2 separate regions of the Homo sapiens genome follow, and region 2 is linked to region 1. Evidence: read pairs that join two places in POLR2A ChIA-PET (ENCODE). Cell type or tissue: PC-3. All regions are shown on one strand. Each heading gives the region's core, and the rest is flanking DNA. Links, peaks and the distances in the headings are about the cores only.

Evidence for each region. ChIA-PET counts read pairs that join two places held together with the same protein. Peaks named below come from ENCODE experiments on the same cell type or tissue, not always from the same donor. Only the 100,000 strongest peaks of a DNase experiment are listed, where the experiment ranks them.
Region 2: POLR2A ChIA-PET joins it to region 1 with 10 read pairs; 5 of 35 experiments call an interaction of 5 or more read pairs at or near these places.

What each region holds. Positions count from the first base shown.
Region 1 is chr5:87,144,458-87,159,628 of GRCh38, reverse strand. The region is part of intron 2 of LOC101929380 (a long non-coding RNA gene); the gene reads right to left. Among named protein-coding and RNA genes, the nearest start is that of MIR4280HG, 30 kb to the right of the region's middle. RefSeq lists a silencer at 7,830-8,030. In PC-3, for the core only: no CTCF peak of the experiment used is centred there; DNase peaks (open chromatin) are centred at 7,878 and 8,748; H3K27ac peaks cover 1,041 bases.
Region 2 is chr5:87,091,365-87,106,535 of GRCh38, reverse strand. All of the region lies in intron 1 of MIR4280HG (MIR4280 host gene), which reads left to right. It also overlaps the pseudogene RN7SKP34. Among named protein-coding and RNA genes, the nearest start is that of MIR4280, 16 kb to the left of the region's middle. RefSeq lists a silencer at 4,418-4,618. In PC-3, for the core only: no CTCF peak of the experiment used is centred there; DNase peaks (open chromatin) are centred at 6,375, 6,795 and 6,845; H3K4me3 peaks cover 838 bases; H3K27ac peaks cover 2,734 bases.

The DNA of each region.
Region 1 (15,171 bases), core at 3,654-11,653:
CTTTACATTATATCTATATATATAGATACAGTGTAGATATTCTACAATTGTACTTACTTCATTTATTTTTCTATTCAGTAAGCTTTTATGAGAACCAATTGAGTAATGGACTTCATGCTATTTAGGGGCTGAAGAATCAGAAATAAATATGATACATGTGTTTTACTAGAGGTACTTAAATGAAGATTAATGGGCCCTACAAATGAACTTTCTTTTCAAAAGTTCCTTTTCCTTTTTGTTACAGAGACATAAGAAGAACTGCTTTACCTTAATTGGGAGTTTTTCAAAGGGGCTATTACAGGAGTACCAAGGGCATCACAGAGATGGATCCAAAGCTGTACACAGTTATTGCAGTTTTGGGCGATGATGAATTAGCCTTCTCTATATTCTGAGACTTCTATTTTAGTATGAATATTTGTATAATGTTATCACATTGCAAAGCTCAACTCTAGTGTAGCAAGTTCAGACATGATAAACTTCAAACTTCATGATAAACTTTAATTTTTGTTTTGATGAAAGGAAAATATACATTATATAAAGGTTCATAAAAGGCTGTGTGTGTGTGGAGCCAAGAAAGACATGAGTCTTTTTTGGTGCACAAGCTATTAAAAGAAGAGCAGTAGGTGCTTGATCTCACTTACCCTAATATCCCTGATATTGAAATAATTTTTCTATACGTTGAATGATTTTATTCCTTTGAAGCAATAGTACTGTTTCATTATATCCCACTGAATAAACTTTAGTAGGTAGGTATCATGTGCTGGGGAAGTAAGGAACTCTTGCTTTTAAGTCACTATTTAATTTATGACTTTGCTATTACTCCTGTCTCCTTGCATTTCCTCATGGTGCTCCATTTCATTAATAATAGAAAGGTCTCTAGTCTGAACACACTTCATTTTTATGCATTGAAGTTCTTTCGGCTGGTATCCGCTGATATTCCTCACAAGCTATTTCTATTTATGAGGATACTATTGTACTTTGAAAAGATACACATTTGGCTGGGCATGGTGGCTCACGCCTGTAATCTCAGCACTTTGGGAGGCTGAGGCGGGCAAATCATGAGGTCAGGAGTTCGAGACCAGCCTTACCAACATGGTGAAACCCTATCTCTACTAAAAATACAAAACTTAGCCGGGCGTGGTGGCACACACCTATAATCCCAGCTACTCAGGAAGCTGAGACAGGAGAATCACTTGAGCCCTGGAGGCAGAGGCTGCAGTGAGCCGAGATTGCCACTGCACTCCAGCCTGGGCGACAGAGCGAGACTCTGTCTCAAAAAAAAAAAAAAGAAAGAAAAAAGAAAAGATATACATTTAAGAAGCACTAAAGAAACATTTTAATACATCCTATATTAGGAGAAATATTTAATTTTTTGTGCCATTTTTGTAGATCAAATAATAGATTTTAAATAAAATTAATTTATTTTTAGTAGTGCACACAGGTTGCTTATTTTTCCCTCTAGATAGAAGGGTGTTGGCATTCTTGAGGAGTTAGGTCCCCCACATCCTGTTGTTTACCATTCTGACCAGGCCCTGCAAGTGCCCAGGGCTAATCGGGCATGGCTTCATTATGTTCTATAAATATATATACATTAACAAGAGGAAGCCCTGGACTATGCTTGTGAATGAAAGCAAGAAAGTAATACTGATTCTCAAGAGAAAATGTATATTAAGAACTTAAGAACTTAAAATTCCAAATTAACCGTTGTTACTCCATTTTCTGAGAAGGAAAAATGTCTCCATATGCCCTTCCACATATGATAGTCCTATTTTTGACATGTTGAGAGCTGGGATCACTTAAGAATGATTTAAAAGCACATTTAAAAGATTCAATGACTTTTCGGCCGGGCGCGGTGGCTCACGCCTGTAATCCCAGCACTTTGGGAGGCTGAGGCAGGCAGATCACGAGGTCAGGAGATCGAGACCATCCTGGCCAACATGGTGAAACCCTATCTTTACTAAAAAAATACAAAAAATTAGCCGGGCGTGGTGGCGGGCGCCTGTAGTCCCAGCCACTCGGGGTGCTGAGGCAGGAGAATGGTGTGAACCCGGGAGGTGGAGGTTGCAGTGAGCCGAGATCGCGCCACTGCACTCCAGCCTGGCGACAGAGCTAGACTCCATCTCAAAAAAAAAAAAAAAAAAAAAAAAAAAAACAAAAAAAAAAACAAAAAAACGTCTTTTTGTAAGGTTTGTATTATCTTTTCTATGAAAAACAAGGATGTGTATCTTAGAAAACTAGTGTAATTATTTTCTTATTTTATATATCACCAAATTGTTCTGTTATATAGGATACTAAAGATGGCTCTGAATATAAAATGTGCATATCAGGGTACTACAAAAGAGTGTAATGTACTGAGTGCCCAATGAATGTCTTTATTCTTAAAGATTTCATAGAAGTAAATATTCTTTTCTTATCATACATTATACTGAAACTAATCCTTACTTTCATTTAAGAACTCTTAGCAAAGCAAAAGGACCATACGCATGGAAAAATCTGTCAAGTCTTCTATTTCATAAATGTTAGAAATGAATAAATAAAACGTCAGGAGTTTTGTTTAAAAAAAGCTTTAAAAAAATTTTTTTTAGAGTCTTGCTCTGTTACCCAAGCAGGATTGGGTAACCCAACCTCCACCTCCTGGGTTCAAGCGATTCTCCTGCCTCACCCTCTGGAGTAGTTAGGATTAGAGGGGTGCTACCACACCTAATTTTTTTTTTTTTAATTTTGTATTTTTAGTAGAGACAGGGTTTCACCACGTTGGCCAGGCTGGTCTTCCACTCCTGACTTCAAGGGATCCACCCACATTGGCCTCACAAAGTGCTGGGATTACAAGTGTGAGTCATTGCACCTGGCCACATTTTCAAGTTTAAATATTTTAAATGATATTAAAGAATATCATTTAAAACCTAACTTCATTGAAAGGCACCAGACATACATTCTTTTTCTGAACAGGGAGACAAAGGTTTTTTTTTTTTTTCCCCCTCAATCTAATTCTTCAATTTACTTGGCAAGGGAAGTGACTTTAAGCTGCTATAAATAATTAACCAAAAGACAATGCCCTGCATTTTTTGAAAGTATACATTTTCCCCCCAAATTTAATGTTTTAATTTTAGGAGAGTAGTCTTTAAAGAGAGAAGCCAAATGCATCATTAAAAAGCCAAAAATATAATTTCCTCTGTCTCATTAATATGCTCTTGGCATCAAGAAAAGCATTTTTTTAAGGTAACTTCTTACTAATGGTCCCCACAAAACCTCCCATCATCTACCTCCCTTCCATATGTCCAGGTAAGTGGTAATTTGCCATACAAGTTAGTTATTGTTTACAAAGATAAAATTTTTTTAAGTGAAAAACATATTTATCTGTGAGAATCATATTTTGGATTGTGATTTTAAAATTTTCTTGTGAGGTTTCTTTCATTTTACATCTTAAAGAAAAAGTATTTTATAAATCTGAAAAATATTTTGCAATAATTTCTGTAATCCAAGTGTTCCAGATTTTACCAGCTAGTAACTATAAATTAAGATCATGTTTTCTTTTAATTCCAAAATTATCATAGCTTGAGCCCATACCAGCCTAATCACTGGAAATTAGACTTCTTAACTTTTGAGGATTTTCCCGGGTACTGCCTCCCATATGCTCAGGAGCAGGTGGCCTCCTCATCACACTGCTGTCTCTGCCATTGGCCGGCCTCCTGAGACCACTAAACATATGGTCTCAACTCCCTTTTCCTCCAAGAATGACCACCACCACTACTGCCTTTCTGATCTCAGGCAAGAGTGACACTTGCTCTTCTCCACCTGAAAAAAGTAGACCTCCTCCCTTACTCCCCATAGCACAATTGAGACCAGGATAAAATGTTAACTAAACTATTAAAGGTTCAGGCATCATGAAGGAAAGTGCGACAAAGAGAGTAACTTACAATTGCTATAAAAATGGCTACTGTTAAAATACACAGAACCTCAGATTTCTTATTGGTCCAGCTTGAGGCTGGCTGACATTTCCTTACCAGGAAAGTCCCAGCATGTGTCTGACTCAGAGTCCAGCAGAAACCCCTAGTCCAAAGTGAAGATTCCCATTCACCCCAACCTAAGGCCTGGGTCCTCATTTTCTGCCTCAATATTGGAGCTCACTCAGAATGATTGACCATGAAAATTTACACTCTCTTCAGGGAAAACTTCCCACCTAGCTAAGTTGTGCTCTCTTTAGGAGCCATCAAAAAACACCACAACACCATAGCCCAACAGGGTTTTTCTGCCTTAAGCAACGCTTTACTGCAATACAGGATTTTTCTGCTTTGAGCAAGGTTTCACTGGAATGCAGCTGACCAGGTGATTGTGTACTGCTTAGCCAGTCCAGCTTCTTGGTGGTAGCGTGATGTGATGGCATGATTGGGCCTGTAAGACATTTGTACCGTTCTTTCCATCTTTGCTTTACATCTCAAGAATTCATAGAGTTAGACAACAACTCTGCAAATATTCAGTAATTGATGTTTACAGTATGACCGAAACCCATTTTGTACCATTCTTTCCATCTTTGCTTTACAGCTCAAGAATTCATAGAGTTAGACAACAACTCTGCAAATATTTAGTAATTGATGTTTACAGTATGACCGAAACCCATTTTGTGAAAAGAAACATTTTCTAAACACAATCTGTGGAAACTCTTCTGATAAATTCCCTAATTTATATTACAAAACCTTACCTTTTCATTTTGTGAGCATTTGCATAGCAGTTATTTCATTGAGTTCAGGTTTTTCTTTCAAATAATTGGTTGGTATTATTCTATTTTTTTTCTAGGAACAAAGTAACAGGCTTCCTCAAGGATTCCACCCAACAAAGTAGAACTTTCTCAAAACTTTGAATGGTCTTGTAAGCACTGTCAAGGGCAGAGACAGCAGTGTGAAGAGATGGGTATTGAGTTTTAAAGATCTCAAGTTTTGGAATCCAGAGTACCCTATAGGAAACTAAAATTCAGTGGCTACCTTAGAACAACATCTTTTCATTCTCATGAGTCTCATTTGGGTGAGGCTTGACTCTAGAGTTGAGTCCCTGAGCTACAGGCTGCATTTTGGATTCAGGCCTGTAGCATGTGTCTCATTCTGGGGCCTAGGCTCGAGGGCAGTGGCTTACTGAGGCATGTTCTCCCCAAGGTAAAAGTGCTCCCAGAGCTCAAAGTGCTAGCCCAATGGCACAAGCACATTTCAAGCTTATGCCTGAGTCATGTCCACTAGCATCTGTGGTCAAAGGAAGACATGGCAGAGCCCAGTGCGAAGGGGCGGGGAAGTTCACTTAGTCCTCCTCTCTGCAAGGCTGTGGCAAGAGTGTGGATATATAATTCTATTACAGAGGAGCAGGTGATTATATCCAACAATTCAATCTTCTTTTCTGGACCACTGCAGAACTTGCTAGTTCTCTATTCTCTCTTGCATCTAGTCTTGTACCATAATCCCCATTATTTATAACTGATATTGTCACTCCCTTGCTTAAATCTATACTTCTGTTATGGGAAAAATTTAAGCATTTTAGGGAGACCACTGAGTTCACACTGGTTAGTTTTAAAGCATTTAAAATTTCTAGGCTGGGCACAGTGGATCACACTTGTAAGTTAGCACTTTGGGAGGCCACGACAGGCAGATCAGTTGAGGTCAGGAGTTTGAGACCAGCCTGGCCAAAATGTTGAAATCCTATCTCTATGAAAAATACAAAAATTAGCTGGGTGTGGGGGTGTGTGCCTGTAATCTCAGCTACTCGGGAGGCTGAGGCAGGAGAATCACTTGAACCTGGGAGGCAGAGGTTGCAGTGAGCCGAGATGGAACCACTGCACTCCAGCCTGGGCAACAGAGTGAGACCCTGTCTCAAAAAAAAAATCTATTATTTTTGCATGCATTCTTTCTCTCCCTTCATCCTTTAAAGCTGTGCTTCCATCTACTTGTTACTTCTCTGAACACTTAAATATTTTTAAGGCTCATAATTTTGTCCATGCTATTTCTTCTTACAGGAATTTATTTCATTTATCCAACGAAAATGTATTATATGCCTACAATGTACCAGGCACTCAGCAAGACTACAGATAAAACATTGGAGAACGAATGAATTTTTCTTTTCCTTCAGAGAGATTTCTTTCCTCTTTCCCCAAAGAGAGTTAATTTTTTTTCATTTTAATGTCTCTTACCACTTTGCATCAGTGTGGCTAAATAACATTTTGAAATACAAAATAATGGTTTTTTCTTTCTGTATTTTCCCTTTTTTCTTCCTCCCCCAAAACAAGCAAGGGGAGGGCCCTGGGCCATTGTTTTTGTAGAAGAAGGTCCTCCACCAAACACAAACAAACAAAGAAAACACAACTAACCTAATGCTATTGAGGACATTTTGATATGTGACCCTAGGAAAAAATATCAAGATAAAATGATATGCAACTGGAGGTGGAGAATCTAGAAGAAAGTGGTAAACAACATAGGGCCTTTGTCCTAGATTACAAAGATTTCCCTGGCTAGAGAAAGGAGGAAGAGAAAGAACTCTGGAGATCCCAAGATCAAAGGGGACCTATATACTCTTTCTGGTAATGCCTTGAGCATGATGGTATCAGTTTCCAGTAACAACAACAACAGCAAGATAATGATAGCAGCTAACTCTCCCTGAGTACTGCTATGTGCCAAATATTGTGTTATGCAATTTATATTAAATTAGCTCGTTTTGTCCTCACCACAACTTTGTGAGGTAGGTAATATACATATCTCCACTTTACAGATGCAAACCTAAAGCTGAGGAAATTTTTAAAAATTTGCACAAGACCACACACAGATACGGTGTGCGTAGGATGTGAGTCCAAGCAATGCCAAAGTCATCTTACCAGGGCTGCATACATTTGACGACTCTGCCTCTCTATGGCCAGGCACCCTCTACCCACTAAGTTCCCAGTAGACTGGGAACTTAGGCTGAGAAAACCATCTGCAGCCATTTAAGAGCTTCTTGTTTCTCCTGCAGGACACAGATCCCGATCCTATGGAGTCCTGCAAACAGGCAAACAATGAACAATAACACTCTTCTTTCTCTCCCATTCCAATCACCCAGGTAAGAGGATGAGAGAGAAAGACCAAATAATTACCAGAATCAATTTTCTGCTGGTCTGGAAGATGGGGATTGGTACAAAAAAATAATTAAGCATGAATACAGAAAATAATAAATATATTTATTATACATGTAAGTTTGTAAGGTGAGATTCATACCTATTACATAGACTATAATGCTTTCTCTTATTAGTTTGCATTACAATTAGAGTATTTCCTGTAGATTGTGAAGAAGTACAAGTTAGGACATTTTTGTTATTTAACTTTGTTTCTTGCACATAGGGGTATGCCAGGAATATGCTGGTTGAAAGGCTTATTGAATCATCCTTAATAAGATTTTTCTATTACTCTATTTTTCCCTCAGTAAATTTTGTTCACTTAAAATGTTGAGATCTTTATTGTAAATATAAAGTCTATTAACATTAATAGCTGCACTTCAAAGGTCCTTGCTCTTAGAAATGTATTTTTTACTCTTTATTCTTATTTCTTATTCTTAAGATAATTTTTAAGAATAAATCAGAAAATGTAACACAAAAACATTTCAACCAAAATATTCATTAACCATACCATGTAATTTCCAAGGGCAAAGGGTACTTACAACTGTAATGACAATAGCTGCAGAATCTATCAAGAAAACAATGTTAATGAATAGGAAGGGGAAATACATAATCCATAGAGGAACGATGCCAGAGAGAACTGCAACAAATGACTCAGCAGGAGAAGGTCTTACTAATGTCAAGGGCCAGAAAGCCAAGCACTGTCATCTAAGAAGAAAATCTGCCAAGAAATCAAGACTACTCCTAGAGTTGAAGCAACTTAATGTAAATCAGAGCTACTGTTGGTTTCTGTGATGATAACAGTTAACCAGTTAGTATGCTGCCCTTCTTAGTCACTTCCTTCCCATTCCTCTACCTCTTTGTGGTTTCTGACCTTCAGTCCTAGGAACTCAACAATTCTACAGTCCCAGTAACCCCAAATAGATTTTTTCCCTGTTAGATACATATTAAGGTTTTCAGCTTTATTTGACTTCATGAAGAACAGTTATGTCAGTTACACCAAAGATATGCATAAACTAACAAGTCTGAACTAATACTGTAAAGCATTTGAGGAAAAGCATAGGTTCTTACGCTATTTCCTTCATTCAGTCACAGACCATCCAGTCAACATCTGTTGTTTACTGAAAGTTGGGTATTGCTCTAGGTGCTAGAATTCACAGACTAGCTGGACAGACAGACATATAAATAAATTCTATGTGTAGTACGATAGGTGTTAGAGACATCGCTAAAGTTCCAGGAGAGCACAGACAGGAGAAGGCAATAGACAAAATAAAGGAGAATTTCTAGAGATGGAGATTCTATTGTTTATTTTTATTTATTTATTTACTTAGAGACAGGGTCTTGCTCTGTTGCCCAGGCTGGAGTGCAGTGGTGTGGTCATGGCTCACTGCAGCCTCAACCCCCTGAGCTCACATGATCCTCCTGCCTCAGCCTCCTGAGTAGTTGAGACTACAGGCACGTGCCACCATGCCTGGCTAATTTTTATGCTTTTAGAGACAGGGTCTCACTATGTTCCCTAGGTTGGTCTTGAGCTCCTGGGTGCAAGTGATCCTTTCACCTTGGCCTCCAAAGTGCTGGAATTACAGGTTTGAGCCACTGTTAAAAGGGACTTTGAAACTGGATCTTGAAGGATGTTAGGAAGTTTGCCAGCTGATTCAGAAAGGAAAAGGCAGCTAGGTGAAAAAGAATAATATTAATATTTTGGGGGGAGGGGCCAAGACGGATGATAAGAAGCAGCTGTGTTCCACGGCTCTCACAGAGAAGAATGAAAACGGCAAGTAAATCTGGCGTCTTCAACTGAAATATCCAGGTTCTCGCACTGGCACTGACTAGGCAATCAACTCGACCCACAGAAAATGGAGAAAAGCAGGGTGGGGTGACGGTCCACGTGGGAGCGGCACGCAGGCAAAGAAACCCTCACCGCCAGCCAAGGGAAGCAGTGAGTGATGGCGTGACTCCACCCGGGAAACCATGCTTTCCTGACTCCACCCGGGAAACCATGCTTTCCTACAGATCTTTACAAACCCTAGATCAGGAGATCCCCTCGTGAGCCCACACCACCAGGGCCTTGTGTTCGATACACAGAGCTGTGTGGAGTCTCAGCAGAGCTGTCGTTCAGGCTCACATAGAGACCCAGGTTTTTATTTTTATTTATATTATATACATATATATACACATATATACATACATATATACACATATATATACATATATACATATACATATACTATATATATACATATATATACATATACATATACTATATATACACATATATATACATATACATATACTATATATATACACATATATATGTGTATATATATATATTTTTTAATTTTGACGGAGTCTTGCTCTGTCACCAGGCTGGAGTGCAGTGGCGCGGTCTGGGCTCGCTGCAACCTCCACCCTCAGGGTTCAAGCTATTCTCCTGCCTCAGCCTCCCGAATGGCTGGGACTACAGGCAGCTGCCACCACGCCCAGCTAATTTTTTTTTTTTCGGTATTTTAGTAGAGACGGGGTTTCACCATGTTGGCCAAGATGGTCTCAATCTCCTGACCTCGTGATCCGCCAACCTCGGCCTCCCAAAGTGCTGGAATTACAGGCGTGAGCCACAGTGCGCGGCCGAGACCCAGGAGTTTTACAGTCTCTAGCCCGGGGATTTCTGGCAAGGTGGGAGTTCCATCCATACATTCCTCTAGAAAGGAGGCTGAATCCAGGGAGCCAATCGGCATCCTTCTGTGGGCCCCACTTCCGTGGCACCTCTCAGGTTAAGACCCATTGGCTTGGAATTCAGGTTCGACAATGCAGTGGGCTGGAGATTGCCTGAAATGGACGAGTTGCCAGCGGGAGGGGCTGCCACCATTTCTGCAGTTAGGTCAATTCAGCTGTTCTAGCCTGCTGGTTCCTGGGATTCCAGGTAGTCAGACAAGGAGGAGTCCCCCACAAAATAGCACAGCTGTTATGCCAGATCGTGGCCAGACTTCTTTAAGTGGGACCTGAATCCATCCCTCCTCACGGGGCAGGGCCTCCCTGTGGGAATTTCAGCAACTCCAGCCAGAGTTATACAAACAGAACTCTAATCTTTCCCTAGGATGGAGCCCCCAGGGGGAGGGGGGAAGCTTATGTCTCTGCAGTACAGTCACCTCAGCCTTTCCAGCCTGCTGGGTCTGAAGAGTCCAGGGAGGTCACCCTGATGCAGCACACCTGCTCTATCAAAAAGCAGCCAGACTGCTTCTTTAAGCAGGCTCCTGATCCTGTTTCTCCTGACTGGGTGAGACTCCCAACAAAGGTCTCTAGAAACCTCCTACAGGAGCATCCAGGCTGGGTCAGTTACCCCTCTGGGACGGGAGTTCCCAGAGGAAGGAGCAGGCTGCCATCTTTGCTGTTTAGCAGACTTCACTGGTGATACCTCCAGGTAAGGGAAAAACTGAGGCAACTAGGGTCTGGAGCAATCCCCCAGCAAACCACGGCAGCCCTACAGAACAGTGGCCTGACTATTAAAAGAAAAACAAACAAACAGAAAACGACAACAACATCAATAAAAAATACCCCACAAAAACCTTATTCAAAGGTCAGCAACCTCAAATATCAAAGGTAAATAAGTCCACAAGAGAATCAAGGCAAAAACACTGAAAACTCAAAAAGCCAGAGTACTTTTTCTCCTCCAAATGACTGCAGCACCTCTGCAACAAGGGCACAGAGCTGGGCTGAGGCTGAGATGGCTGAATTGACAAAAGTAGGCTTCAGAAGATGGGTAATAACGAACTTCACTGAGCTAAAGGAGCATGTTGTAACCCAATGCAAAGAAATTAAGAATCATGATAAAACAATACAGGAGCTGAGAGGCAGAATAATTTAGAGAGGAGCATAGCCGACCTGATGGAGCTGAAAAACACAACATGAGAAATTCACAATGCAATCACAAGTATCAAAAGCAGAATACACCAGGCAGAGGAAACAGTCTTATAGCTTGAAGACTGTCTTTTTGAAATAAGACAGGCAGACAAGAATAGAGAAAAAAGAATGAAAAATAATGAACTCTGAGAAATATGGGACTATGTAAAAAGACCAAATCTATGACTGATTGGGGTAACTTAAAGAGATGGGGAGAATGGAACCAAGTTGGAAAATATACTTCAGGATGTCATTCCAGGAGAGCCGGGCACAGTGGCTCATGCCTGTAATTCCAGTACTGTGGGAGGCTGAGGCAGGTGGATTGCCTGAGCTCAGGAGTTCAAGACCAGCCTGGACAACATGGTGAAACCCTGTCTCTGCTAAAATACAAAAAGTTAGCTGGGTGTGGTGGTGTGCGCCTATAGTCCCAGGTACTCAGGAGGCTGAGGCATGAAAATTGCTTGAACCTGGGAGGCTGCAGTGAGCTGAGATTACACCACTGCACTCCAGCCTAGGTGACAGAGTGAGACTGTCTCAAACAAACAAACAAACAAAGAAAAAGGATATCATTCCCGGAGAACTTCCCCAACCTAGCAAGACAGGCCAACATTCAAATTCAGGAAATCCAGAGAACCCCAGTAAGATACTTCATGAAAAGATCAACCCAAAGACATATAATCATCAGATTCTCCAAGGTTGAAATGAAAGACAAAAATGTTAAGGGTAGCCAGAGAGGAAGGCCAGGTCACCTACAAAGGGAAGCCCATCAGACTAACAGCAGACCTCTCAACAGAAACCCTACAAGCCAGAAGAGATTGGGGGCCAATATTCTACATTCTTAAAGAAAAGATTTTCCAACCCAGAATTTCATATCTGGCCAAACTAAGCTTCCCAAGTGAAGAAGAAATACAATCCTTTTCAGACAAGTGAATGCTTAGGGAATTTGTCACCACCAGGCCTGCCTTGCAAGAGCTCCTGAAGGAAGCACTAAATATGGAAAGGGAAAACTGTTACCATTGATATGGGTCTTGACTGTTTATCCAGCTTCCATTCTGTGTCTTTTAATTGGGCATTTATTTAGTCCATTTACATACATTTAAAGTTATATTGTTCTGTGTGCATTTGAACCTGTCATCATGATGCTTGCTGGTTATTTTGCAGACTTGTTTATATGGTTGCTTCATAGTGTCACTGGTTTGTGTAATTCAGTGTATTTCTGTAATGGCTGGTAATGGTTTTTCCTTTCCATATTTAGTGCTTCTTTTAGCAAGAATCTCTGGGACACAGCTGAAGCAGTGTTAAGAGTGAAATTTATAGCACTAAATGCCCATAACAAAAAGCTAGAAAGATCTCAAATTAACAACGCAAATAAAATAACTAGTGAACTGAGGGCAAACAAACCCTAAACCTAGCAGAAGACAAGAAATAACCAAGATGAGAGCAGAACTGGAGGAGACAGAGACATGAAAAACCCTTCAAAATATCAATGAATTCAGGAGCTTTTTTCAAAAAAAGTAATAAAATAGATAGACTGCTTGCTAAACTAATAAAGAAGAAAAGAGAGAAGAATCAAATAAGACACAGTCAGAAATGACAAGGGGGATAGTATCACTGATCCCACAGAAATACAAACAACTCTGAGAGAATACTTCTATACACATAAACCAGAAAATCTAGAAGAAATGGATAAATTCCTGGACACATAAACCCTTCGAAGACTGAACCAGGAAGAAATTGAATCGCTGAATAGACTAATAATGAATTCTGAAATAGAGGCAGTAGTAAATAGCTTACCAACCAAAAAAAACCCAGGACCAGATGGATTGACAGCTGAATTCCAACATGGTACAAAGAAGAGCTGGCCAAGGCCAATAGTTTCTTCTGAAACTATTCCAAACAATGGAAAAGGATGGACTTCTCCCTAACTTATTTTATGAGGCCAGCATCATTCTGATACCAAAACCTGGCAGAGATACAACAGAAAAAGAAAACTTCAGGCCAATATCCCTGATGAACATCGATGCAAAAATCCTCAATGAAATACTGGCAAATCCAGCAGCATATCAAAAAGTTTATCCAACACGATTAAGTTGGCTTCATATCCAGGATGCAAGGCTGGTTCAACATACATGAATCAATAAATGTAATTCATCACATAAACAGAACTAAAGACAAAAACCACATGATTATCTCAATAGACACAGAAAAGGCCTTCGATAAAATTCAACCTCCCTTCATATTAAAAACTCTCAATAAACTAGGTATTGAAGGGACATATCTCAAAATAATAACAGCCATTTATGACAAACCCATAGCCAATATTATACTGAATGGGCAAAAGCTGGAAGCATTCCCCTTGAAAACTGGCACAAAACAAGGATGCTCTCTCTCACCACTCTTATTCAACATAGTATTGGAAGTTCTGGCCAGGACAATAAGGCAAGAGAAAGAAATAAAGGATATTCAATTAGGGAGAGAGGAAGTCAAATTATCCTTGTTTGCAGATGACATCATCTTGTATCCAGAAAATCCCAGTGTCTCAGCCCAAAAGCTTCTTAAGCTGTTAAGCAACTTCAGCAAAGTCTCAGGATACAAAATCAATGTGCAAACATTGCTAACATTCCTATACGCCAACACAGGCAACAGAGAGCCAAATCATGAATGAACTCCCATTCCTAATTGCTAGAAAGAGAATAAAATACCTAGGAATACAGCTAACAGGGAAGTGAAGGACCTGTTCAAGAACTACAAACCACTGATCAAAGAAATCAGAGACAACACAAACAAATGGAAAAAAATTCCATGCTCATGGATAGGAAGACTCGATATCATGATAATGGCCATACTGCCCAAAGTAATTTATAGATTCAATGCCATTCCCATTAAACTACCACTGACATTCTTCACAGTATTAGAAGAAACTTTAAAAAAGTTCATGTGGAACCAAAAAAGAGCCCAAATAGCCAAGACAATCCTATGGAAAAATAACAAAGCTGGAGGCATCACACTACCTGACTTCAAACTATACTACAAGACTGCAATAACCAAAACAGCATAGTACTCGTACAAGAACAGATACATAGACCAATGGAACAGAATAGAGAACTCAGAAAACTTCAGAAATAAAACTGTACACCTACAACCATCTGATCTTAAACAAACCTGACAAAAAGAAGCAATGGGGAAAGGATTCCCTATTTAATAAATGGTGCTGGGAGAAGTGGCTAGCCATATGCAGGAAATTGAAACTGGACTCCTTCCTTACAACTTATACAAAATTAACCCCAGATAGATTAAAGATTTAAATGGGCTGGGCACGGTGGCTCACACCTGTAATTCCAGCACTTTGGGAGGCCGAGGCGGGGAGATCACAAGGTCAGGAGATCGAGACCATCCTGGCTAACACCGTGAAACCCCGTCTCTACTAATAATACAAAAAAATTAGCCAGGTGTGGTGGCAGGCACCTGTAGTCCCAGCTACTTGGGAGGCTGAGGCAGGAGAATGGCATGAACCTGGAAGGCGGACCTTGCAGTGAGCCAAGATCGTGCCACTGCACTCCAGCATGGGCGAGACTCATTCTCACAGAAAAAAAAAAAAAAAAAGACTTAAATGTAAACCCCCAAACTATAATCACCCCGGGAGAAAATCTAGACAATACCATTCAGCACATAGGCATGGGTAAATATTTCATGATGAAAACCCCAAAAGCAATTGCAACAAAAGCAAAAATTGACAAATGAGATCTAATTAAACTAAATAGCTTCTGCACAGCAAAAGAAACCACCAGAGTAAACAGACAACCTACAGAATGGGAGAAATTTTTTTCAATGTATCCGTCTGACAGAAGTCTAATATCTGGAATCTACAAGGAACTTAAACAAATTTATGAGAAGAAAACAAACAATCCCATTAAAAAGTGGGCAAAGTACATACATGAACAAACACTTCAAAAGAAGACATTCATGTGGCCAAAAACATATGAACAAAGCTCAACATCACTGACGATTAGAGAAATGCAAATCAAAACCATAGTGAAATACCATCTCACACTAGTCAAAATGGCTGTTATTAAAAAGTCAAAAGATAACAGATGTTGGTGAGGTTTTGCAGAAAAGGGAGCACTTATACACTGTTGGTGGTAGTGTAAATCAGT
Region 2 (15,171 bases), core at 2,467-10,466, 52 kb after region 1:
TATGTTGTTTAGTCTGGTCTTGACCTCCTGACCTCAGGTGATCTGCCCGCCTCGGCCTCCCAAAGTGCTGGGATTACAGGTGTGAGCGGTCACGCCCGGTCGAATATTCTAATATACTTTTTTAGTTATTGAAAGTTACCAATAACTGGAATTTATTCATTTTGATGAAATAAATAAATGAAATTCCTGTTCATTCATTTGACAGTTATTGAGCACCTACTACATACAAAGCATTGATATAGCTGTCCTAGAAATTACAATGATATTATCACCAATTACTAACTTTTAGGTGGTCAAGGTGCATGACTAGTACCGTATCCCAGTTGGATCCTCAATACTTGCTATGATGCTTGGCACGTGGCAGTTTCTTTTTTTTTCTTTCTTTTTTTTTATTATTTTTTTATTATTATACTTTAAGTACTAGGGTACATGTGCACAATGTGCAGGTTTGTTACATATGTATACATGTGCCATGTTGGTTTGCTGCACCCATCAACTCGTCATTTACATTAGGTATATCTCCTAATGCTATCCCTCCCCCCTCCCCCAGCCCCATGACAGGCCCTGGTGTGTGATGTCCCCCTTCCTGTGTCTAAGTTTTCTCATTGTTCAATTCCCACCTGTGAGTGAGAACATGCAGTGTTTGGTTTTCTGTCCTTGTGATAAGTTTGCTCAGAATGATGGTTTCAAGCTTCATCCATGTGCCTACAAAGGACAAGAACTCATCCTTTTTTATGGCTGCGTAGTATTCCATGGTGTATAGGCACATGGCAGATTCTTATGAACTACTTCCTGAAGAAATGAATATATGATATACGATAATTTAAAAGTTCATTTAGTGCTCCCTAAAACTTTTTATAATTAAAACAGATTTTTTTTCCTGTTGTTTGGTATGTGTATTGATTACCCCATACATTTGTAAGGAGAAAATGCTATCCATAGTTATTAATGGTGCCTCCAGCACTACCTGTGTTTTCTTCATGCCTCCAGTTCCCACCTTCACTGTGGTTCCACTTCTTCCATTGCACTTCCATTCCACCTGTACTGTGATTCCAGCTTCTTCCAGATGACCCCAAGCCTTAGAAACTGGTAACATGACCTCCTTCCTTTGTTCCTCCAACCTAAGAGTAGTAAGGACATTCTGCTTTTGCTAATCTCTGGGAAGTTTCACTGTCCTAATTGACTTTTAAGCTCTTCCACTAATTCATTATCTTTGTTTCAAATACTTAGATGATTCCCTTGATTGTACATGGTCTAATATAATTTTATTACTGTCTTATTTTCTTTAGGATCTTTATCACTATCTGTAATTATTTTTATTACTGCCTGTACTATCTGTGTTGTGCTGTACTGCTACTGTTTTACCTGAGTAGAATGTAATATCCAAAAGGACAAGACTTGTTGTCTTATTTATGACTATATGCCCAGCTCTAGCACAGTATGTAGCACATGGTAGTTGCTTAATAAATGGTTTCTTAGTAAATATGTCTGGATAAATTTCTGAAGCTTTCAAATACATTAGTAGCAATGGCACACATGGTGTTCTCATACTAATTTGTTATTTTAACACTAAACTTAGTGAAAAGGCCATTATTTTTGTTTTTGTAATCCAGATGGAAATAGGGTATTTTAATTTCTTTTAGAAGAGGGTGAAAAAAAGCATCTAAGAAGTTTGATAATAAGATTCAGAGTTCTAAGCTGGATCAAGACTTACAAATTCAAATGGATTATTCTTATGAAGCTAAGGTGTCCCCATTCTTAACAAAATATTCTTTTATATATTGGTGTGTATATACTTTTAGATTGTAATCTTAATGCCACATGGATGTTCAATTATTTTGCCAATGCTGTGATTTCTTTCAGGTTACCTGCCATCAACCAAAAATGCAGGAAATTTCTTACTTTGCAGGCAAAACTGACATAGCATTTTGTGTCCTAAATGATGTCCTAATAAATATCAGAAATTTTTTTCCTTTGGTGGCATTATTTTTAATGATTTTACTATTCATGGTGTTTTCAGTTGCTAAAAACAATGCTTCTTTTAGAGTCTTGTATAGATTTTGTGGAACAATCAAGACCCAAATATCTTAAAATTAAAATGTACTTTTTGGTAAGTAGCTATAGAAAAACAAATCTGGCATGTGATATTTATTAGCTCATTTAGGAATCTAGCCTTGCACTTTCCCCTTTTCTGCTTTTGTTTATAGTTTTCTTTTAGCCAGTGGGGATACATTCTTTTCCTTTCCTTTCAAATATTGAAATCCTAGTTACAGAAATTTCCCTTCCTTTATGAAATCTTCCTAAGGCTTCCCAAATCAATTAACTGCATTTTATTTATACTTCACTCTCACTAATTGAATCAAGTTTTTGCATTCATTTGCTTATTTTTTCTTTTGACAGTGACAATCATTGTGTTAATCTGAGTAACAGTGAGAAAAAGGAGAAAAAAAATGTGCCTTCTTGAACTTACCCTTAACTGGGGAAGACATATGAGACAAACTAATATGAAGTAAATATATAATAACATATTGTGGCAATTGTTATGAAGAAAAACAAAAGTATAAGAGAAATGCTAACAAAGAAGATTCATTTAGATTTAGGAAGAGATGAGCCTTTCTGAAGAAGTAATATTTAACCTGAGAGCTGAAAGTTGCATATCATTTTATTGCAGTTATTTGCATACTTGGGTATTCCCCTGCTAAATCTAGGTTCCTGTCTACACATTCAATTGTATTGCCTCTACAGGATCTGACATGGGACCTTGCCTGTTAGGCTGGTTCAGTATAAATGTTGCATGCACTGAAAAGGATTTGCACAGTTGGCAAAAACCAAACTTGATACATTCATTTTGGTTCTGAATAAATGTTTCAAACTCCCTTTTGTCTTGAACTAGACACTTTGAACTGAGTCCTTGACTGATTAGGAGGCACTGGGATGGGGGTGAGGGGAGAAGCAATGTTTGCGGCTGGCTGGGTCTTCATCAAAAGATGAAACTCGTGAGATATTAACTTTAATTCTGCTTATTTTCATTTTCAGCCCCCCAGGAAAACACTGGGAGGGAATTCCATGGGTAATCTTTGTCTTTATGAACGTCTAGAGGATTCTACCATAAAATTAGGAAAGATAAGTTAGAAATGTTGAAACATAGAAAGTATTATAACTAGAACGCATTTAATACTTGTATTTTTAATTTTTGAGACAGTCTTCCTCTGTCACCCAGGCTGGAGTGCAGTAGCACTATCTCTGCTCTCTGTAACCTCTGCCCCCCGAATTCAAGCAACTCTCTTGCCTCAGCCTCCCAAGTAGCTGGTATTACAGGTGCATACCACCATGCTGGCTAATTTTTGTATTTTTAGTAGATGGGGTTTCACCATTTTGCCCAGGCTGGTCTTGAACTCTTGACCTCAAGTGATCTGCCTGCCTTGGCCTCCCAAGGTGCTGGCATTACAGGTGTGAGTCACTGTGCCCAGCCCAATACTTGTATTTTTAGAAATGAGAATGGCCATATTTCAATTTATGTGCATGAGTTTTACTACTATTGCCCTGTGATAAATACACAAGCTGTGCTATTTAGCAATCCTCACCAAAATTGATTTTCGAGTTAGATACCTTTGATGGGAGAATACAGCTGTTTTCAAATTAGAATTGGTAAATCCTAAAGCATTGCATTTGAAAATGATTAAATAGAGAGATGTGAAGTGATTTGGCTACAACACTAACCCCTTGTTCATTTCCAGGATATATTCAACTGGTCTGGCTGGTGAGGTAGATGTTACCATCCTTCTCATTTCTCTTTGCTTCAACTTAAATTTTACATTCAGGATAAGACATTTAGTGTGCCTCTTTTGGGACTGATGAAGATCCCAAACAAGCAATGTGGGGGAAAGAGTCTGAATCTAGACCCTTACAGCAGGAGTCTGTCTGTCATATAGGACATGCAGGTTGGTGAGTCTAACTGGAGAAAATAGGATTTCTCCAGTTTCCCTCTCCTGCCCAAAGGAAATCAAACCCTCATTCTCCTTCCAAGCAGTGCAGGCCTCATGGCAGTTTTGGAAGAGTGGTAATGATTATATTTAAGTAACGGAGGCAATAAAATAATGTGTTAGAACTGAAGCCAGAGAACTGTATAACAAGAATCTTACTACAATAGAGAAAGTTTCAGAGTGGCAGCATTTGTGCTACTGCTGGACTGGGGAAAGAAAAATTAAACACATTAACAAAGTACTTAATGGTTTGTTTGGACTGAATAGAAAATTAACATTGTTTTCTTTTATTCCTGTTGTCCAAAACCCATAACTGGATACTCCATTGTTGCAACACATTGTGATCTTAAGACATTTTCCAATTAATGGTATTGCTTCCTTAGGTGTGAGCTCTACAATTTAAAAAGCAGCCTATGTTCAAAGATGTATTTCGTATGGTGTCACTTTATCAGAAGAGCAATCTGCCATTTTTTGACAGCCAGTGACTTGTGGCTGAATCAGTGATACTTTAAAAAAGAACTCATTATCAGTCTAGTGAACAAAATATGCATTATAAGATTGTGCAGGATTATAACTTTCAATGTCAGTGATTTTTGTCTGCATGGGTGTGATAAATTGGGGATCAGCTGAAGCGGTTTCAAATATTTGCTATTTCATGAGATTAGCAAATTTAGACAGCCAAGGATTCCCTCCATTCTTCTTGGCATGAACCAGCTTTTCTTTTCTTATAAATAGTGTCACTCTGAGGAAAAATAAGGAAAAAAATGTAAACCAAGTTTTTATGACTGAGAAGTTGCCTTTTGAAGAAGAAGGAATCATTAATGTAGACATCTTTTATAAATATTAACAGACTTCATTTGAGGATTAAGGATGAATGAAATATGGGCTGTGCTGTACGGTCTTAATTCTACAAAGTTCTTAACGGTTCTGTGACATTGCAGTCAAATTCACATCCTGTGAGAAGTGAGCAAATGACATAAAAACAAAAAGCAGAATGGGAAGAGGTTAGAAGAACAGCATCCTGCTAGCTGACCTAAGGACATTTTTAGACAAACAATCCTAATCACTGACGGACTGTGGCAGATTATTTACACATCTCTAGTGTTGGTTATTATATGGATGCCTGAAATTATTGCAGCTATGGAAAGGTGAAATAGTGATGGTGTCAGGTTGAAACCTCATTTGAGAGAAGTCCACATTCCATAGTAACTAATGACTGGAAATTCAGACTTGATGAGGCAAGGGAAGAAGTGAGAACAAAATGAAATATCATTGGCACCAGCATATTTGTTATTTTTCAGAAGAGCCTTTTGAAACCGATCACTTACATTTAACCCCATCCAGGCATATCTAAGTCTCTGTTATGGGATTTTACACAATTGAGCTGGACATATACTATTTATAAGCCTCTAATGTCTCTATCAGAAAGTGTTTGCACCCATAGTGAGTTGAGATTTTGGAAATACAGTGAGAAATTTTATGTTAAGATTTTGTCTTCATATAGAACATGCAAAAGTGAAAAAAGTGAATAAGGTGAAACTGTCCTCTCTGTTATTTATCCCCAAAGTGCTTTTTTGTAATTTTGATATATGGCAATGTCAGTGGTCTGGCATTGGCAGGCAATGCTGACTTATCTGTCAGGCTTTGGAGTCATAGAGGCTTGTGTTCAAATGTCACCTTTTCTACTTATTTGGCATATGTTAAAATTTTAGGCCAGCCACAGTGTCTCATGCCTGTAATTCCAGCACTTTGGGAGCCTATCAGGAGGATTGTTTGAGCACAGGGGTTGGAGGTCACAGTGAGCTATGATTGTGCCACTGCATTCCAGCCTGGGCAGCAGAGTGAGACCCTGTTTCAAATAAAAAATCAAGCTTTAGTATGGGTAGTTATAAATATTATTATTGGTCAAGTGAGAAGCTTAGGTAGCATTCCCAACTCCTCTGCTTTTATACTTTTCAATCTGGTTGTTTACCAAGTCGTGTCCATCTGATCTCATAAGTATTTCCTAATAATTGCCCCCTTACCAACTATACTGTCATGGTTTCTGCTACTTCTATAGGTTTTGATCACTGTTTACTTGGATTTCTGAGATAAACCACTTTGTACTAATTGTCTCATGACTTATCCCTCTGTATTTCTTTCTGCACATTACTGAAAAGTAGAATCTTTCAAAAATGCAAATCTAATCATGTTGTAACATATATTAGAATACTTCATGGTTTTCTTTAAGTTCTGGCATAAGTTTAAAGTCATAAAATTTTATATAAGACTCCTCCTTTTTCTCTCCTACAACACACTTGTGGGTATACCCTATGGGTCAGTCAGGCTGAAATGTGTTGTTTCCCATGCTTACCATGCCCAGAATTCCCCCCTGCTGATCTCTTCCCTCTTATGCTTTCCCTGCACACTGCCACTCCCACTGAACAAATAGCTCTCCAGCTTTTATTTGTCCTGATCATTCAACTAAAATGAAAGTTCCTCTGGGAAATCTTCTTTTGCCCACCATAATGAATTTGATATGCCTTTCTTGTGCCTCAATAATACAAGCTAATGCTTCTTTCCAAGCACAGAGACTCTATTTTAATGTTAGTTTTTGAGAATAACTTTATTTTTATTGTATTAATATTTTTTTGAAGCAGGGTCTTGTTGTGTCACCCAGGCTGGAGTGCAGTGGCCAGAATACAGCTCACTGCAGCCTTAACCTCATGAGCTTAACCAATCCACCTGCCTTGGCCTCCCAAAGTGCTGGAATTACAGGTATAAGCCACTGTGTCCGGCCTGGGAATGACTTTATCACTGGAGTATAATCTCCTCAGGGCAGTGACTGTATCTTCTTTACTTTCAGATACATATCAGAGTGCCAGGCAACACAATAAACAAGCTATAAAAGTTTGTGGAAGGATGAATGTCTAAAGTTAAGTGCTACTAATTCAAAGGTCATTCATATTTTGAAGCAGATCAAAGACTAAAATTAAGAAAATGAGTCTCAAATTGTGGAATTTCAGGCTTTGGCCAACTGATGAATGGGATATGTGTATATGGGTGGGTATGTGTGCTGTGCTGTGTCAGTGTGTGTGTTGAGGGAATCCAGTAAGAATGTGGGGAGGTAGGAGTGCAGGTGATAGGAATGTCTCAAAACATTTAAAATAATATTATGTAGTTGGCTATTCTATTAGCTAAGAATATGACTATTGTTAGTCATAGTGACTTAAGCACATCAGGACTTATTTTTCTCCTGTAATAAGAAGTGTAGAGGTAGGTAGTTGCTTGTTCATGGCTTAAAAATGTTAGTGCAGAAGTTCCTGTGATTCTGTTCACCTTTTTCTTAAAGCTCCACAATGGCCGCCAGAATTCTAGTCATCAGGACCACATTTCAGGCAAAAAGCCTTAGAAAACATGGAAATGCAAAAAAGGAGAGTGCCAAGGAAAATGCAGGTGAAGACCTACTCTGTCACATTCAGGAGCTGTGCAGAACAGTGGCCAAATCTGAGGTGGCTATGATACTGGCTGGATTAAAGAACTCTCCTTCATTATTCTTATCCTTATTAAGCTTACAGATGATGAGTTTATTGATCCCTTTGGAAGATCAGCAAATATAAGCAAATAAGATATATATATATATATATATATATATTTTTTTTTTTTTTTTTTTTTTTTTTTGAGACGGAGTTTCACTCTTGTTGTCCAGGCTGAGTGCAGTGGTGCAATATCAGCTCACTGCAACCTCTGCTTCCTGGGTTCAAGGATTCTCCCGCCTTAACCTCCCAAGTAGCTGTGATTACAGGCGCCCGCCACCACGCCCGGCTAATTTTTGTATTTTTAGTAGAGATGCAGTTTCACCATGTTGGTCAGGCTGGTCTCGAACTCCTGACCTCAGGTGATCACCATCTGCCTCGGCCTTCCAAAGTGCTGGGATTACAGGTGTGAGCCACACGCCCGGTGGCAAATAAGTTATATTCTGAATTAAAACATATGATTTAACCTAATGATCCATTCAATTGTGTATAATTTTATTCTTTCTACTCACTCCCATTAACAAAACCCTCATCTTGCCAGCATTATTTACCCAAATTTATTAATTAAGGACTTACTCTGTGCCAGGCACTATGCTTCTCTCTGGGCATACAGAATATAAGAACAGAATAACCTTCTGGTCCTCTAGAAGCTCATTAAGTAGTACAGGAAACAAAGAAATCAACAGGTAGTTCCTATAGTAGGTGATACATTCTATGAGCCAGGCAGGCCTTCAGAGCTTTGAACAGGTAGCATGTGGATTCACTCCAGACTCGGGAGAGGAAGACAAAACCCAAGGCCTCCAGAAGGAGCTGGCAGCTCATCTATTATTGTAAAGGAAGAGAAGGAGTTGAGAAAATATGACAGTCCTTCTAAACAGATCAAAAATCAAATCAAAAGGCTGAAATTAGTTTCAGGAGGCTCAAATAGAGGAAGATGTGAGTGTATGGCCAAACTACAAGATTAATAAGCCCTAGATATATTTTCAAGAGTTATGTTTGTATCCTTGTATGAATCAATAAATTCTGAAATATTATTCTTGCATTATACTTTCCATTTCAAGCTGTTAATTCTTATAGCAGAGAACCACAAACTACATCATGATAAGAATGCTGGGTGATCACTGTGTCTTACTAACCCACTTTGTGACTGTTATCTGAACACCATAAGGAACATATAGAAGTGTGATGAGGTTGGGCTGAAATATGTACTTGAGACATGTGAGGAACATCTGAACGGAAACAGAAAGTAGGCAATGTGATAACTATCCTGGCGCTTAAAAGTAACATCTGGGATAAAAATATAGATGTAAAATTCCTTCACTCATTCCACAAATATATACTGATCACATAATATGTGCTAGATGCTAAAAATACAATGAGGGATAAGAAAAATTCCCTACCCTCAACATGTTTACATTCTAATGATAGAGACAGAGAACTAAAGGTTTTAACCTGCCTATAGTGGGCATTTACAACTAGGTTAGATAAGAACTGCAGAGAAAGTATTTAAAGTGAGAAGACATGGCTCATAATAAAATCTGGAGCATATTAAGTTTTAAAAAAAGAGTGGTGGTAGAAAAAGAGGGACTCACAACAGATTTTGAAAAGGAGCATCTGGAGAAATAGAAGGAAAATCAGAAAAGAACCATAGCACAGAAAGCAAGCAGGGTGAGAGTTTGAAAAGTGAGTCAAAAGTCTTGAAGGCCGAAGTTGGGTTCAGGAGGCTAAAGACTGGAAGGCGTCCAATGGGTTGAGAAATTAGGAGGTTATTAGTGATTTTGACAGGAGCAGATTCAGTGAATTGAAGGGAGGCGAAACATTTCCATTTCAGGAGTAAATAGGAGGTGAAGAGGATAATGAATGTCACTTGATCCTTTCACAAAGCTTGGCTATGGTGGGATGAAGAGAAATAGGGAAATGTAGAATTAAGAAAGATTTTAACATAATTATCAGACTAAGAAACAGCTTATAGACAGGCTGCATTTAAATTCAGTAAATGAAGTGATAATTTATGGGAAGGCTTCCTCAAGGAATTCAGAGAAAAGTAGGATCTAGAGAGTGTGTAGGAGGAATTAGCCTGCATTTGGGTAAGTCTTCACTGAATCCTGAGAGAAGATGGAGTTCCTGGATTCAGGTACAAGTCTTTCTGGGAGAGAGCAAGAGTTGAAAGAACACTTACCTAATACCCTCTATTTTTCTGTGAAGGGGGGCCTAAGAGTCTTTGAGGGTTTAGGATTAAGATCTTCAAGAGAATGGTGAAGGTTTAAAAGGCTGTTACATGGCATCGGAGATGGAGTTGCTTAGGAGCTCACCAAAAGATTGCCAGCTGATCTTCAGAACCTATCCAAAGTTAGAGACCAAGACCCTGTGTTGGTACCAGTCCCCCTTACCATGTGACTTTTCCCCATAATGCTCAAGAATTTATGTTGAAGAGCAGAAGAAATCCATAGTTGAATATGTTGCTCTAGCACTGAGGGCAGGTTGTTTGGGAGAATAAGGAGGCAAGGGAGTTGAGGGTCCTAGTAAAAAGTAGTTTAAGTCAGAGCTTCCCAAAATTTTCCTCCACAAAAACTCACAATGTCTTTTGTAGCTGTAGCACACTTAGATGCTGAGATAAAGCTCCTCTTAGCCCTCTAAGGGCTGAGCATGGCAAGAGGAGCCAGAACTCTCAGGCTAGTTACTTCCACTGGCATAAGTAGCCTTGAGCATTTAAAATATTAAAATAAAATGTTAAAATTAATTAAAATATTATTTTTTCTATCATGCTATGCAAATGATTCAAAAGCACTGGTTTAAGTGATTTATGAGGTCTATTTAGGTTACGGATAGCAGTGATGCATCAGGGAAGTTTAGACATTGAAGAAATAATTGTATTCATAAGGCAGAAACACTAGTGTGGGGAATGGCAGAGTTATCTGGAAAGGGTGCTGTGGCCAGAGAGAATGATAAGAAAAATAAAGACTTTTGAGATTTTGCCATTCCAGAAAATAAAAAAAACTTGGTTGCAGCCTCAGGTGTGATTAGCTGGAATGGAGTGGAGAAGTGGAACAAGGAATTGAAAGTGGGGTTTGGGTTAGATTGTCCCCAGAGACATTTAAGATAGCCAGCAACAATGACAATCAAGATTGCCATGACCTCTCTCTTTCTCCTCATGTCATTTTTTTCTCCCACTATTCCGATGAGAATTTTAATTAGGGATTTTAAGGATGCACATGGTCTGAAACTGGAAGATTATCCAACAGTAAGGCAGCTCTAGAGATCAGAGCTAATCTTTTTCATTTGAGTAAGTGGCTCCATGGCTAAAAACAAGTTTGAAGGTCATGTATCCTAGAAATAGATAAACAAAATACCCTTCAGGGAACTCTACATAAATTCTAGTTCTTTCAATTGACTTTCAAGCTGTTATAAACATTTTTTTTTTAAATTTAAATCCTTTCTTACCACTTCATAAACTGCAAGTGCTAAGTCTTAAAAATCTGACTTTTCAGAGCATCTTTCTTGTAGATAATACTGTTGACTCTTAATGATACAGCTTTTCAATATGTTTTTCCTGTCCAAAATAACTGATATCAGCTAACTGGAATTTGCTTATCTTAAACCATCCTGAAGTGATACTGTCTTTCACAGATGTCTCTTAAGACCATTCCATGTCATCTATAGTGTATTTAATAAATGCTTTTTAATGTAATTGAGGCAGCTAGTGATTCTGCGATTGCTTATAGTTTACCTTCATGTGGCTTCTAGTTTTCACTTCATAGCATCAATATAAAAGATGTTTCTATGTAACAGAGTTTTGTTTCTTTGTCCTATGTTAACTCTGGAGACGCTTCAGTTGGAAATTCATTACTGTTTTTACATCGTTAAACCAGGAATGATTTATTTATTTATTTCACTGTTATTTGCTTTTCTTCTTTCCTTTTCTTTTTTCGCTACAATTTCAGCTGATGTCATTAAAGCCACTTTAGGAGAAATTGTGGTCTTTAACTTACATAGCAGAGGGCAAGGTGCTAGACTATGGCTAGTGTTATTCAAAATTTTAAAGCTACTATCTAACGTTATTATTTCAGAAAACTTCAGCATTTTATGAAATGCTACATTTCATAGTTCCTGCAAATGCAATGGGTATAATGTATTACTAAATTGCCAGTAAAATAGAATTTTCAGATTATGTAATTTTTCAGGGTATATGCAAACATGTTTAGTTTTCCTACTTGCTGTTCCAACAAATTGCAGTCATTCAAAATGGAATGTAATAAACTTCTTTAATGGATTTGTGGACATAATTTTCAAATCTGTATTTGTGATGGATGAACTGTTTAAATCTAAATATGGGAGATGCAACTTGGAAATCTGTTTATAGATATTTGGACTGAACTTCCCCAACAGGAGAGAAATAAAATTAATTTATTCAGATTGCGCTCCTGCTTAAGATAAGCAGAAAAAAGTGGTTTCTGCTATTAGATCTAGTGTTAAACTACAACCACAAGAGGAGAAATAGTTTCAGAATGCTCTGTGAAAGTAGCAAGTATGAAAATCTAAATGTGTGATGAAAAGCGAACTCTCTCTCAAGGGCAGAATTTTCAAAGGGAACTTTCCTTAAAATCTCTTTAGATGTTCAATCTGTAGTATGAACATTTAATTTTTTTGCTTGGCTTTGAAGTTGTACCCATTTAAATCTGCTTTGTGACATGTTAGAAAGGAATATATGTTTGAGAAGATGTCTGCATCATCTCTCAAATTAATGCCAAGGGCAAGAGACTAGGCCTTTGAATTTACCTTTCTGGGACAAAATCAGAAGGTTTGGGAAGTTATAATTTTAGAGAGACAGGAAAATGCATAAGCACCAATCAGTTTCTGTATCTTACAGATTGTTTGAGAAAGATAATTTAGCCTTTATTTTTATTGTTAAGAACCTGAAATGATTGCTACATATATAAGTATTTTTAAATGACTTAATTCAGATTCAGAATTAAGATTCTGAATTAATATTGAGACTTTGAAAGATTTTCTCCCCCTCTCATCTAGAGGCATGAATTTTCAGAACCCTTCCTAATAATCTTGTGATAGGCTTGGATTCTACCCAAAGCATGAAGAAGGATGGAGCAAAAATTCCAAGGAGGAGGAAAGGTGAGAGGTAAAATATCATATTGCGATCAACTGAATGAAATTAATGTTTATGTAGAAACTATCCCTTTGCTCTCCCTTTGAAATAGTTGAGAATTGTCTTTTTCAACTTAGTGCCTCCTGGTTCTTCTTTGTCTTGGATATATTATATTAGTGTAGAAAATTAAATGTACATGAAAGCCTTTAAATTAACATTGGGGAAATAGTTAAAAATTGTTTTCAAAGGTAGATTCTTTTTCTTACTAAAGTGAATAAAGTTCATAAGCCTATAAGCTATTAAGCTAGGTGTTTGTGTGATCCTTTTCTGAACTAATGACACCTCAATTAGGATAGTGGTTTGAGACTTATTTTAACAAGCCACCTCTTACTTCATTTTTTTCTAGATTTTACTGACTGTATCTGAAACCTCTCAATAGTTCTCTCTACTCTCGAAGTAAAATCCATTTTCTTATTAATTTAATTCATCTAATTTAAGTATCTGTTGATTGTGTAAATATTCAGGAATTTACCCATCACTTTATTAAAATAAATCAAAAGAATATTGAACAACTAATCAAAGTAATGTGTAGTTTTGGGTGCTTGGGGTATTCATTAGTGGCTAGCACATAACTCTTTCATTTGGATGGCTTGCAGTCTACCAGAAGGTGTGTGTTTGAAAATACCAATAAGACTAGAAGGAAAATAGTGTTTCAGGAGAAAAGGGGACCCTTATTTAAGGAACTTCAAAAGATGAAATTAGCTACATAGTGGTTTAGTATTTCATTTCCACTAACGTCTCCAACTTGCAACCAGGAATCCTTTCAAAGTGATTATTTCAGGAGTACAACTGGAGCTTGCTTAAAAGAGATTTTGTTTATTAAGTATCTTCTGAATAATTCTTGACTCCAGGCACCTTTGTGTATTTCTAGGTTTTTTTGTTTTTGTTTTTGTTTTTGTTTTTGGCAAAGCAGACACATATATTTATTTCTAGCATAAGATGACAGGTTCTACAGTGACTTTATTTATTTTTATTTCTATTTTTTTGGAGACAGAGTTTCGCTCTCGTCGCCCAGGCTGGAGTGCAGTGGCACCATCTCGACTCACTGCAACCTCTGCCTCCCGGGTTAAAGTGATTCTCCTGCCTCAACCTCCCCGAGTATCTGGGATTACAGGCACCCACCACCACCACGCCCAGCTAATTTTTGTATTTTTAGTAGAGATCGGGTTTTGCCATGTTGGCCAGGCTGGTCTCAAACTCCTGACCTCAGATGATCCACCAGCCTCAGCCTCCCAAAGTGCTGAGATTACAAGCGTGAGTCACCGCACCTGGCTCTACAGTGACTTTAGAAAGCCCACTGTCTCTGTAGGGGTTGTTAAGAGATAACATCAACAACAAGCAAAGGGTCTTGGGGAAGGAGAGACATAATTTTTCTTGAGCCATCACTGTGAGATGCCACGGCCTGCTCCAGTCTTTTTATGTCTCCAAGCAAACACAAGTTATTTATGAAAAAGTATTTATGTCTTCTTGGCCGGCTTCATATGCAGATCTTCTCACTCTCTGGAAATTTGATCTGCTAGCATGTCACAGTCTGAAATACTGAAACTGATAATAATGTCAATCCCTACACAAAGTTTGGGGATCAGTTAACTGTGATCTGTCAAAAACAATTGTCCTAGCAGTCAGGGCAGAGTAACTCTGATTTTAATTTTGATGTCAATCTTGACTTTAATTTTGTTATTTCATTACTATTCATACTGTATTAAAGATTAAAAGATAGTGAATAAGAAAAAGAGAGAACATTCTAGAGGTTTGATGAGAACCCAATCTACAAAGTTCTATTTATTTTACTAATTAATTAATTTAACTTGATCCCTTTGGTGTGCCATTTTTTTTTATTATTATACTTTAAGTTTTAGGGTACATGTGCACATTGTGCAGGTTAGTTACATATGTATACATGTGCCATGCTGGTGCGCTGCACCCACTAACTCGTCATTTAGCAATACAATGAACTCCAACAAATTTACAAGAAAAAAACAAACAACCCCATCAAAAAGTGGGCGAAGGACATGAACAGACACTTCTCAAAAGAAGACATTTATGCAGCCAAAAAACACATGAAAAAATGCTCATCATCACTGGCCATCAGAGAAATGCAAATCAAAACCACAATGAGATACCATCTCACACCAGTTAGAATGGCAATCATTCAAAAGTCAGGAAACAACAGGTGCTGGAGAGGATGTGGAGAAATAGGAACACTTTTACACTGTTGGTGGGACTGTAAACTAGTTCAACCATTGTGGAAGTCAGTGTGGCGATTCCTCAGGGATCTAGAACTAGAAATACCATTTGACCCAGCCATCCCATTACTGGGTATATACCCAAAGGACTATAAATCATGCTGCTATAAAGACACATGCACACGTATGTTTATTGCAGCATTATTCACAATAGCAAAGACTTGGAACCAACCCAAATGTCCAACAATGATAGACTGGATTAAGAAAATGTGGCACATATACACCATGGAATACTATGCATCCATAAAAAATGATGAGTTCATGTC